2 separate regions of the Homo sapiens genome follow, and region 1 is linked to region 2. Evidence: chromatin contacts called from ENCODE Hi-C or POLR2A ChIA-PET data. All regions are on one chromosome and are shown on one strand. The core of a region is the stretch at or near the end of the contact, and the rest is flanking DNA. Distances in the headings are between cores, read along the strand shown.

The links. A loop is a pair of places that touch in the nucleus more often than their neighbours do. ChIA-PET counts read pairs that join two places held with the same protein, here RNA polymerase II (POLR2A). Pooled maps may share reads with other maps.
Region 1: a loop to region 2 is called in a map of GM12878, with 4 times the contacts of the local background. The contact joins the enhancer-like site here to the promoter of MEF2C-AS1 in region 2. A Hi-C loop is called at or near these places in 1 of 168 maps with a recorded cell type or tissue (GM12878), 36 of 37 single-sample maps with no recorded cell type and 8 of 50 pooled maps. POLR2A ChIA-PET finds 5 or more read pairs at or near these places in 2 of 52 experiments (B cell and activated B cell).

The regions. Positions count from the first base shown.
Region 1 is chr5:89,341,168-89,346,484 of GRCh38, forward strand. The region is part of intron 7 of MEF2C-AS1 (MEF2C antisense RNA 1); the gene reads left to right. Among named protein-coding and RNA genes, the nearest start is that of LINC02161, 240 kb to the right of the region's middle. RefSeq lists an enhancer at 1,674-1,723. Within about 2 kb of position 2,689, at least 3 of the 41 ENCODE cell types and tissues checked have a DNase peak (open chromatin) inside an H3K27ac peak, as active enhancers do; they include B cell and GM12878, where a contact is called at or near this core.
Region 2 is chr5:88,879,157-88,884,735 of GRCh38, forward strand. MEF2C-AS1 (MEF2C antisense RNA 1) reads left to right here and starts at 4,174. Exons shown (of 10, transcript NR_136219.1): 1 at 4,174-4,329. It overlaps MEF2C (myocyte enhancer factor 2C), which reads right to left and starts at 4,028. Exons shown (of 11, transcript NM_002397.5): 1 at 3,799-4,028. RefSeq lists an enhancer at 5,086-5,135.

The DNA of each region.
Region 1 (5,317 bases), core at 1,439-3,938, 460 kb after region 2:
TGGTATAGTGTAAAACATATGGACTATGGACAGAAAAGTTTGAAGTTGGATCAGTAAGAATTGAACATTGAGTAAAAGTTTTAAAATACCTTTAATTGTTCAAAGACCAAAGATGGATTTTTGAAAAACAACATCAACTTAATACAATGTACATTTACTGTTACATGTAGAAGGACATGTGGATTATCACTGATAAACTAATATTCTGCTAATTTCTTTTTTGTTCAATTTTTTTTACAACTGTCTGTCCCTGATAGCTTTTGTTAAAACTATGTGGCAATCCTAGTTGATCTGAACTGAAATAGAAAAGGTTCATGAGAAAATAAAAAGCTAGACCAACTAAAACACAGACTGAAATGAAAACAAGATCTTTTAGGAGAACGGTCAAAAAACAATGAATTGGTCCAAAATGTAGATAAAGGAAAGTTCATTTAAAAAAACTGATCAATAATGCAAAAGTTAGATGAAAACAATTAAAATGTATTACTCTCATGGTAGTAAATATGAATTAAATATAAAAATTTGGGGACCATTATAGTGAAAGTTTGTTTCTTATTTAAACACTTTAAATTAATCCAGTATTATTATTAATTTTAGCAATATAGGATTTGTTTTCTGCTCCAACCCAATCTGGAAGTATCTTTTTCTGCAAAAATAGAGGTGTTACAAACACTCCTTATCAATACAATTTAGACAGAACCCAGAGATGGTTTAGCAAGTTTCAGGGAGTCCATCTACAGCTACAGAGGGAAAACATAATTTCCCACCATAAAAAGTAGCAGCGAGCATAGTGCAGGGTGTTTTAGATAGAAGGAAAAAACCTCCTGGCAATATAATTGATAAAAATTATGCACTTAAAGTAACTTTTGAACAGTTGCAAAAGCAAATACTGAATATCTTTTGTAAAGAGCATATGTGATCTGAAACCAAGAAGACAAATCCCAGCTACTGCTGCCCTGGGAGAAGAGCTGTATGAGGCACACAGAAGAGAATGAACATCACCCACATGCCTTTCATATATTTATAACTTCCCATTTCATGGTCAAAACCAAAAACATCTTGACAGTAGCTACTGGAGTGGGTAACTTGACTTGGTGGGTTTCCCCGAGTCTGAAACTTTATGTCAATAGTTTGATGGCAGAGATACATGGTAGTGTCTCCTTTATAACCAAAGGGACTTGTTAAATAGATGCAATAAAAGCTTACAGAAATACATAAGGCATTATTAAGTCATGCATTTCTTATACGTAAAAACTTCTGATCTTATTGTTTATTTTAGAAACTTCATGCAAATGGGAAGAAATTGGGCTGAATGCATTCACATAGTATAAGATACTATTTAAAGAGAGAGGATAGGCAAACATGAAACTGAAATTTTCATAACAAAGAAAAAGATAAAAGAAAATAGTTACCCTTTGTTTAGTCTCTGTTAGAGAACAAATACTCATAATTAAACTGTAACTGGAATCAAAATGTAGTTTGGGATAAACAACCTAACTGGCCTCCAAGATAAATTACAGTACTCATTTCTCTATTGTTGGTTTGTTTTCTCCAGTTTCACCAGGAAGCAGGACTGTGGGGATTCTGTACTTGTATGTCACCACTAAGCAGCTTCTTTCATGCCAACAAGCTTAGTAACTTGTTTGAGTCTGGCCACTTGCACACCATCTGGAACTACTTCACATTCTTATTACAAAAAAGAGAAAGAGAAAAAAAGAATGCATGATGCTGCTGTGTTGCCTTTCATTTGTAGAGTTTGCTGGGCATCTTCCTGACTCAGGTGTTCATTCCTCCTGGAGTCACCCAACCAACCATAATATAGCTGACATTAGGTTCAACCACAGAATTAGTCCCTAGAAATATGTGAGTTCTGAATCTTGTGACATTCCTCTAGATTTCCAAGAAAAAAAATGTAGTTTTATTTTTAAACATTTAATTTTCAGTCTTTTGTGGGTTTCAATTTGTATTCCTCAATTTGCTGTAATTCTTCTGAAGATATAACCAATTTGTGAGGAAATCTGACCAAGGAAGTTTGTTCTAAAGGAGAAACAGCTTACATGGTATGTGTTTTGGCTTATAGTTTGCCATGGGTTGGGATGGAGTGTAGGTAGGGTGGGGGTGAGATAGGGAGAGGGTGAACAATGTGTCCATAGAGAGCTGAAGCTCTATTTTAATCAGGGATACCCCTTTCACCAAAATGTTTGTCGGTGCTCTACTAGTTATTCGTTTCTTAGGATAAACTAAAATGAAGAAACTAATAAAAAAGGTTCTTAGGTTAAAGCTTCATCTGTTTAAAATTTGTGGAAAACATATCTATTCATGACTTTATAAAATGCAAAAGTTTTAATACACACTTAATATTTTGATCTATAACTAACATTGAATAGTTTAATACAGAAAAAGAAAACTTTTGATTATATAGTGCTTATAGTGTAAAGAAACCTCCAAGTACTCTCTTTGAAAATTATTAACCTTAACTCTCCTGCCAGATTTTATGATTGTTTCATTTTCATACCGTTGCAAAGAAAAGAAGAGACCTTCTTTCTTGTTGACCTCCCTAGAGTAGGGGGTCAGTAATTAAGGCACACGTGCCAAACAGGACCCAAGGACTTATTTTCATTGGCATTCATGCTAGTAGACTCCTCTTGAGAGAATAATCACCAGCTGCATTTTGCAACATGTGAGAATGTGTGGGTGGAATAACCACTTCCCCACTTATCTTTTGCTAGTCTCAATATCACTATGCCCCACCTGGCTCACGAGAAGAACAGGTGCTACAAGCTAGGCTCACCACTTGTTTAAAGGATGTTAACCCCCAGCTGGGCCCACAGCCCGGTACTTGGTCCATTATCAGAATATGGGAGGTGTTGTAAAGTGAGAAAAATAAAACCAGTATTTATTGAGCAGTTTATACCTGTGAGACAGTCTTTATAATCTTCAGAGAAGTTAAAGAACTTTTCCAGGATGACAGAGTCACAACAAGTTTGGGTGATTTGAACCTATAGCTTCTAATTCCAAAGTCTATTATAATTTCACTATATATATTTCCATGTCTTCCTAGAAGAAAACAGCTATTATTTTTCAGAAGAAATATCTTAAACTGTTATCCTCAGAAAGCAGTGTTCCAAAGGCTGATAATTTGTCATAAAAGAAGTGTGTTGTGATAAACTGTTTGGAGATCTGTGAGTTAAAATTCAATCTCTCCCCACATAGACTTCTTGGAGCCTTTAGTATGTAAAAATGCATTGAGAATCTTTGAGAGAGATCAGGATGGCTAACTTATTTTCATGTGATGCATCTGTTAATACCTCCTTGAATCTGTATGCTACTGAATGGCATGGGAACTGCTTTGAAATGTCTAGGAAGTCCATTCCACTTATCATGGGTGAAAAATGACTTTGTGCATTTGGATAATAATTATAAATGATATTAAAATAATCATTTGTGATATGAAAAAATAGAATAGAGAAAGATTATTTATCTATGCACTACAAAACTTATTAGTTGAGTTTGAGGTGACCTATTTATTTGATATTTGAATGTGACATCTTTATTTTCTCAACAAAATTTTAATTGGCAATGTGTTCTCATGGCAACAAAACTTATCACAATTCCAAACAAAGAATGAATGTGTAAGGACTAAAGAAAGCTTTTTGTGAATACTGTTCTACTTGCAGGAAACTGTTAATTTATTATTAAAAGACAATTTTTAGTGCCTACAATAAGCCATCCATGGTAGTAGATGTAGAGAAGAACTTAACATGGCCTTTGAGGGCCTCATTGCCTAAATGGAGAAACAAGTTTACTACAACAAATAAAACAAGCTCCTTTTGAGAGAAAGTATCAGCCTATGTTCCCAAACTAGCCCATATCAGCTGCCTATATTACATAGCCAATTCAATGGTAACATTATTCTTGTGGCCTGCTGAGGATTCAGTAGAAGTCAAAATTTGTCATGAGTTTTCTGTGTTTGAGGCAAAAAATATTCCTCGCTCCCAGTGTTCTTGGTCATTAATGATCTTTGTAAAAATTTTGATCAGCCAGCTATTGGTTTGTAGGCTTTTTGTACCCCACCCTGAAAGGTATAGGTGCTCCTTCATCTATCCCTGGGACCTGGGTGTGGATGAGGAGCCCAGCCTGTTGTACCTGATAGCTGGCTGCAGACTGTCCTCAGAGATCTTTGCTTAGGAACACTGGATCCCACTTCTGTTTTCTTATATTCTACTCTTCCCTCTGCTCCCTCATGAATTTGATTTTGTGGATACCCAGTGCCTTATTTGGTAATAATACCAAATACCCCTAATTTTTCTACTGTATTCTTTCTTACATGTCATTGCATGCTTTGTTTATGGCAGGGTAACCTGTACCAACACCCAGCTTATAGACACAAACCTATACACAGAGAACTAGGGAGGACTGAAAAAACCCTTAAGAAGAAAACCTTAACTCTGTCTGGAAGGTCAAGAAAATATCAATGAGACCGTTTAAGCAGTCTTGGGAAATGAATGAGAATTGTGATAGGTAACACTGAGGGTGGTAGTTGGAAAGAAGACATTCTAGACTGAATGAACACCTTATGTAAAAACACACAGTGAGAGTGGTGAACAGCAAAACTGTTATATGACTAGAACATAGAATGTTAAGGTAGGATGTGGTTGAACATGCCAAAAAGTGTGCATAAACACATGGACATTAAATATCAAAAAGATTTTATATAGAAGTAACAAATCATATATAAATCTTAGTAATTTTACTCTGGCATTGACTTAGAGGGTACAAATTGAAGGTAGGTATGCCCTTATTTGAGAAATTATGTGAGTCTGAACTTAACAGTTGAACCAAGATTGTACTACAAACATTATGATGTAAACATTAGAAAACAGGATTTTTTTTTGCTTTGATCAAAATTGTATATTCAGCACCCAGAAGAGTACTTGGCACATAAATTGAATGACTGGATAGCCAGGAGAGTACTCATTATTTAGCTGGCCATCCATCCATCCATCCATCCACCCACCCATCTATTCATTTATATGTCCATTTGTTCGTCAATCTCTCAAACACTAAACACCTGCATTGTGCATATCCTAGGCCTTGAAAGAATGCATAAAGTAGGGATAAAATATGGAAAAGGACATAAACTTAGAAATATGAATGTTTAACAGTGGGATGAAGAAAAGGATCACTGAAAGAGGCTGTAAAAAAGCAGAAAGGGAGGAGATGAAACTAACAGTTTGTTAAAGTGAGAGCTAAAGTTATACAAGATTTCATGAATGACAAGGTAATTGCCAGTATTTTCGTGCTTAGATCAGGTAAT
Region 2 (5,579 bases), core at 2,924-5,423:
TCATTAGTGTTTTATTGTGTGAAACACTAGGAGGCATCAGTTGGGTAAAAAAGGACTTCAATTTTAGAAGAAGCAAAAAATTACTGTAAAGTTGGGTGTGTAAGAAGTTAAGATTTTCAAAATGTTATTATGTAAACCAAAACTTTATTCTCTGAAATAAACTCTCAAAACATCATATTCTGTTGTAAAGAATGATCTTTATATAACATTCATGAAATATATATATTATATATATATATAAAATTTGACCAATGAACTTTTATGAAGATATGTTTCACATATATGGATTCATAACTATGTAATTACACATTTTTATGTAGAATATATTTGGTAACAGAATAACATAATGGATATTGACTATTATGCATTTTCTGCTGAATTACTCAATAACATGAGTGTATGTTTTATTTCTGGCAAATTCTGTTTTGTGCTCTTTATAACGCCTCTGAAAATGTCTAATGCATTTAAGCCTTACAATACCTGCTTCATGTAAGCAGACAATTTAATGTTTGTTCATAAAGAAATGATGGAACTTAAAATTTACACAATGAAGACATACATAAAAAAGGACATGTTTTCTCTTACTTCACTACTGAAAGCCTGTCATTTGAAAACTGAATTTTCCATTGTTTGAATGGATCATAATGATGAAGCAACAGGGTCAAAGTATGCTTATCTAAGCAATCATTTGAAATTGAGTGTCTTGCCATTCCTCAACAATCAGCTTTTATCTTTGACCTATCAAAATAACATGTGAACTATGTAATCTGCCTTTTGTAACGTGCATAGACTCTGTTGTTCCTGGTTTTGTGAATCACCTCTGTAATCTGGTTTGATTTCCTAAAGGTGACAGATCTCGGTGAACAGTCAAGCTTTACTGAGTGCAAGACAGTCCACGCGCCTATAAGATTAAGGTACAGTGCTAAGGACGGGGATCTTAATTACCTGTCTTTCCACATGCAGCATACTGATGGAACAACAGTGATTAAATCATTTCATCGTGTCTAGGCAATCACCACATTAGTATAGAATGAATACGTGTATTTTGATAAGTTTTAGATATTAATTTGTGTGGTATTTTCTCAGAGGATGTGCTTTTGAAAAAAAAGTGTAACTTTATTAATAATCTCTTAACAGTTCATCTTGTGACCATTAATTGCATATTAAATTCTTCTATGTTGCTTCGAATCATGTCCCCAAAGCCAGAATTCTGTTTAATAACTATGTCTTTGTTGTTATGTAGCACAAGTATTGCTGCACAGCTATTTCCCCATTTTTGTCACTTTCTGAGATTTCATAGACTCAAATTATACCACACTTTAGAGTTGAGAAATAAAACCACAAAATATACTACAATAAACAGAAGAAAGTTTTAAAAGATAATGTTAAGATATGCTAAGGAGTTATTCAGTGCTGTTCTTTATAAAAGAAGTTTAAATAAAGTATTTATTAGAAAGATACGTTTGCAGTGTTATGGAATTTATTGATTCCGTTAAGTTAGGGCCAAGGAAAAAATTTCAGGTATCTTTTCCCCCAAATTTTTCAAAATGAACATGTTTACAAAGAAGAAAAGAGGCAAAGTGCCTCTTGTTATCTAAGTTTCATGGAGTTATCTAGTATTAATGTGCTTCTCTCTTGAAAAGTTAATATCTGTGATTGCACACTTTTAAAATATGAATAGCTCAGAAAAGGTGGAAAACTGTTTTTATTATAAATTGCTCATTTGTTATTGAAATAAAAAACAAATTAACATTTAATAAAACTTACACTTTAATATTATCTTTCAATATATTCCACATGCACAGCAATCAGGACGTAAATGGTGCAATTAATGAATGAAGTAAAATGCTGCCTTTCCTAAGAAGTCTGAAAAAAAGTCAAACATTCGAATGCTGTGTGAATTATATTAATAAAAATAGTAGGTTTTTATAAAATTTAGTAAAATTTGAAGTAAAGGTAACAGCCACCTACTGTCTCTTTGACGGGAGAACCAAATTTTAAGCAAATGTTATGTTTAAAGACTGTTTTGATGAAAACTTTTAGAATTGAGTTAGTAGCAGAATACATAGCTAAATGTACTTTTCTACAAATAGAATGAGATATTTGATTTAAAATATTTCTTTCCTCTTGAAATAGGATGTTAGATAGGGACATCTCATTTTACCTATCAAGTTCTGAGTCTTGCTTTAGAACTACTTCTTTTAACTTAATTTCATGCATACACTGGAAGACAATAATATGGCTTTTTAACTGCATTATCTTTAGTTGAAACTGATGGAGAAACAAAAATACTGCTTATACCATATTGGTACATGCTGAATGTTTTTAAAGACTAGCCAAAACTGACATTTTTTAAAATTAAATAAGATGTTTTAGTTTCAAATTAGAGATTGTTGATCTATTTAAAGCTAAAATTGGTATGCAATACGAGGTTAAACGGGGTTCACAGGTGGTCACATTTCCATGTCCTACCAAGTCTCTAGGGATTGGAGTTATTATACTCCACATAAACATCTTTACTCTGCAACCACAATTCCATTGCAAGGTGCCAGTGAAAGTAGGCTAGTCGCTTTTTTTTTTTTTGGACTGGTATAATGAGGTGGCTGGAGTTTCCTTTATAGCACTTAGAAATTATATGCAGTCCCCAAGCATTTCATAAGACAGTTACTATTAGAGTTAGTTTCAGATTCACAATAGTAAAACGCACTTTGTGTCAAAGCAATTCTCCACTGAGGACCGGTTAAGGAACTGGCAGAGAGCCCAATTCTACTTAGTCTACTGTCAGCATTTACATATAAAGTATTTTATACAAAAGACACGCATTCCTAAAATGTGACAAAAAAAGGCTCTCCCCAAAGAATGATAACTACTGGACTTAGAATAGTCAGAAGTGATTCAGATATAAAATTTCCTTTAAAAAGCAATAGCCATGTTCAGGGAAGGAAGGTAACATTAGCATTAAATTTAAATACTTCCACAATATTTAATAATAAAATAAACAATGTGCCACATCTATATATACTTCCTTTGTGACAAACTTTATCATCGAGTTTGGTAACTTTCATTCCAAGTCCAAAGAGAAGGCAATTTAAGTGACTTAACCTTGCTTGCTTTTAAACAGCTATGTATTTGACTTGACCTGAACAGCAATCCATATGCTGAAATCGAACGTGAATTGTGAAATGTGTAGACTACTATGGCAGGGATATTACTTTTTGTCCACACCAATTAAGAAGCCCTCTGTCAAGCCGGCACTTTGGTGAGGGAAGGAAATGCACAAAGGTATACTCTGACAGACAGCCATGCTTTAGGTCAAACTAATCCCAAGAATTAGTGGCTCAGAAGCATAACCCAGGGCAAATCAGTGTCTTTGGGGGGACTCATGGGAGCATCTTTCCACAGTGAACTAACTGCTAAATCTTAAGGCGTCTACTTCAAGGTCACAGAACATGCTGTGAAATATTAAAATCCACCAGGCTCCACACGCTCCACCATATCAAACATGCTAATGACGTGAACTAACTTCATGAAACTTTAAATACACTGGTGTGACAGGAACGAGTCAGGAGTGATTTCAATAGCTGATGGCAAACGGATACGACTATCTAAAAAGTTACTTTTAGCAACAAACAAGGAAATCATGGAATCTAACGAAAAAGAATGCACAACGAGCCTCAACTTCAGCCTTCAAAAAAGGCACAGGGATAGATAGACACAGTGCCGTGGAATATATTGATGCAGATTTTAGAGACAATACCCGGGTTTTCTATTTCCTCGAGAAATATCAGGGGTACTTACATGAAGGAAGACCCGATCAGATTAGTCCTTGGGATATTTTCCTTTCTTAAGAGAGAGAGAGAGAGAAAAAAAAAATAACAACAATAATCTTTACTTCGTCCAGCGTTGAAGTGCTTCTCCACCTGATTCAAACATGCAGCCACGGCGACCCACACAGAACCTTCAAAGTCAATCCAATAGCAGCCCGAAGATGTCTGGGTGTACGCGTGTGCTCAAGTGTCTGTGACTGCGAGCAGAGCGAGCAGAGAGCTGGAGACGATGTGTGCGTGTGTGCGCGCGCGCGAGGGGAGCGCGCGCGAGGGGGGGGGCGCGGGGCCGCGCATTCGCGCGCGCCGAGGCCGCTCGGAAGAGGAGGAGGAGGAGGAAGAAGGAGGAGGAAGAGAAGGAGGAGGAGGAGGAGGAGGAGAAAGTGGCTCTCAGCGGCCGGTCGGATTAAAAGTAACCAGACTCGTCCAGAAAACTGCGTCCAGGAAGGAAGTGACAGAAGACGAATGGGAAAAGGAGAACAGCTCACAGCGTTTGAAACATCGCGTAAAAAAGACTGGGGGTGGTGGGGGCGGGGGGGATTGAAGGATACTGGGAGGGGAGGCGGGGGTGGTAGGGAAGACGGAGCACGAATGGTTGGGGTTCTAAGCAGCACGTCCGATGAAATGTCTTTTGCCTCCTTTTTTCCCCCTTTATTTAATTTTGTCCTTGCCTTTGCTTCGCGCTGCCTTTTTCTCTCCGTCTCTCTCTCCCCCACAATCCCAAACCGTTGACTCTTTCCTCGCGAGCTGGAGAAATCATCAGTTTCACTCTTGCAAAAGGGGGGCGGGACTAGACCTCGGAGCATTTTAATAAAACAAACATACAGCAGCTCCCTCCTCACCCCTCCAGTCTCAACTAGATTGATAAATTACTCCACTACACTACTTTAATTATGTATATGGTATGCAGAATAAATCACTGAACATCAGTACCTCAATCAAGCACTTTTAAATGATAATTGCATCTTGGTGAATCAATCTTTCCATTCCTGACATTTTGCTAATTTTAGTTTTACGGTGGGGTAATAGCACATGCCATACGCAAACCTAATGACAATTCTTTATTGCACGAAATGAAGACAACACGGCGAGCTGCGGCTCCCTGCTCCTCTCGCGGCGCCTCTGCGGAGGACGCTCGGAGAGAACCTAGTCTCCCGCTGCGGCGCGCTCGCTTGCTCTCCGGGGACGCTGCGAGCCAGCCAGCAGGAAAGTCCTTCTAAAGTCGGGATCTTTCCTCTGACCAATAGGAGCGCGACCCTAATAGTTGCTCTTGTGACTTTTCCCCCTTTTGGACACGCGTTAGCCACTTCTCTCTTCCACCGGTCGGTGCGCTCCTCCGTTACTCACGCGTAAAAACCACGGTCCAGGATGTCTGCAGCACTCGATTCCAGCGTGCTTTTCCTGCACGCCCAGAAGTCGCGGTTTTCACCCTGAGAGGTTGGAGCGCTAGAAAGCGAGCCGAAAGGTTTCTCTAATGTTAGTAATGTACGAAATAATAAAATAATTACCAGTATTTGAGATCTCGACTTCATCGCGGGGCCATGAACTTTCTAATCAGTTTGGAAATATTTACCGAGGAAGCAGCTTCCTCGGAGTTCCCCCCCTCCCCCCACTCTATCTTTTCCACACCTTACTGGACTTCATCCAGGTCATTAACATGTAAACCAAACCAACTTCCCAAATGCATTAGGCTACCCTAGCCGATAGCTGATGACTTCACTTATCCTGAAGAGTTTCAGCTGCACAGGAAGCAGA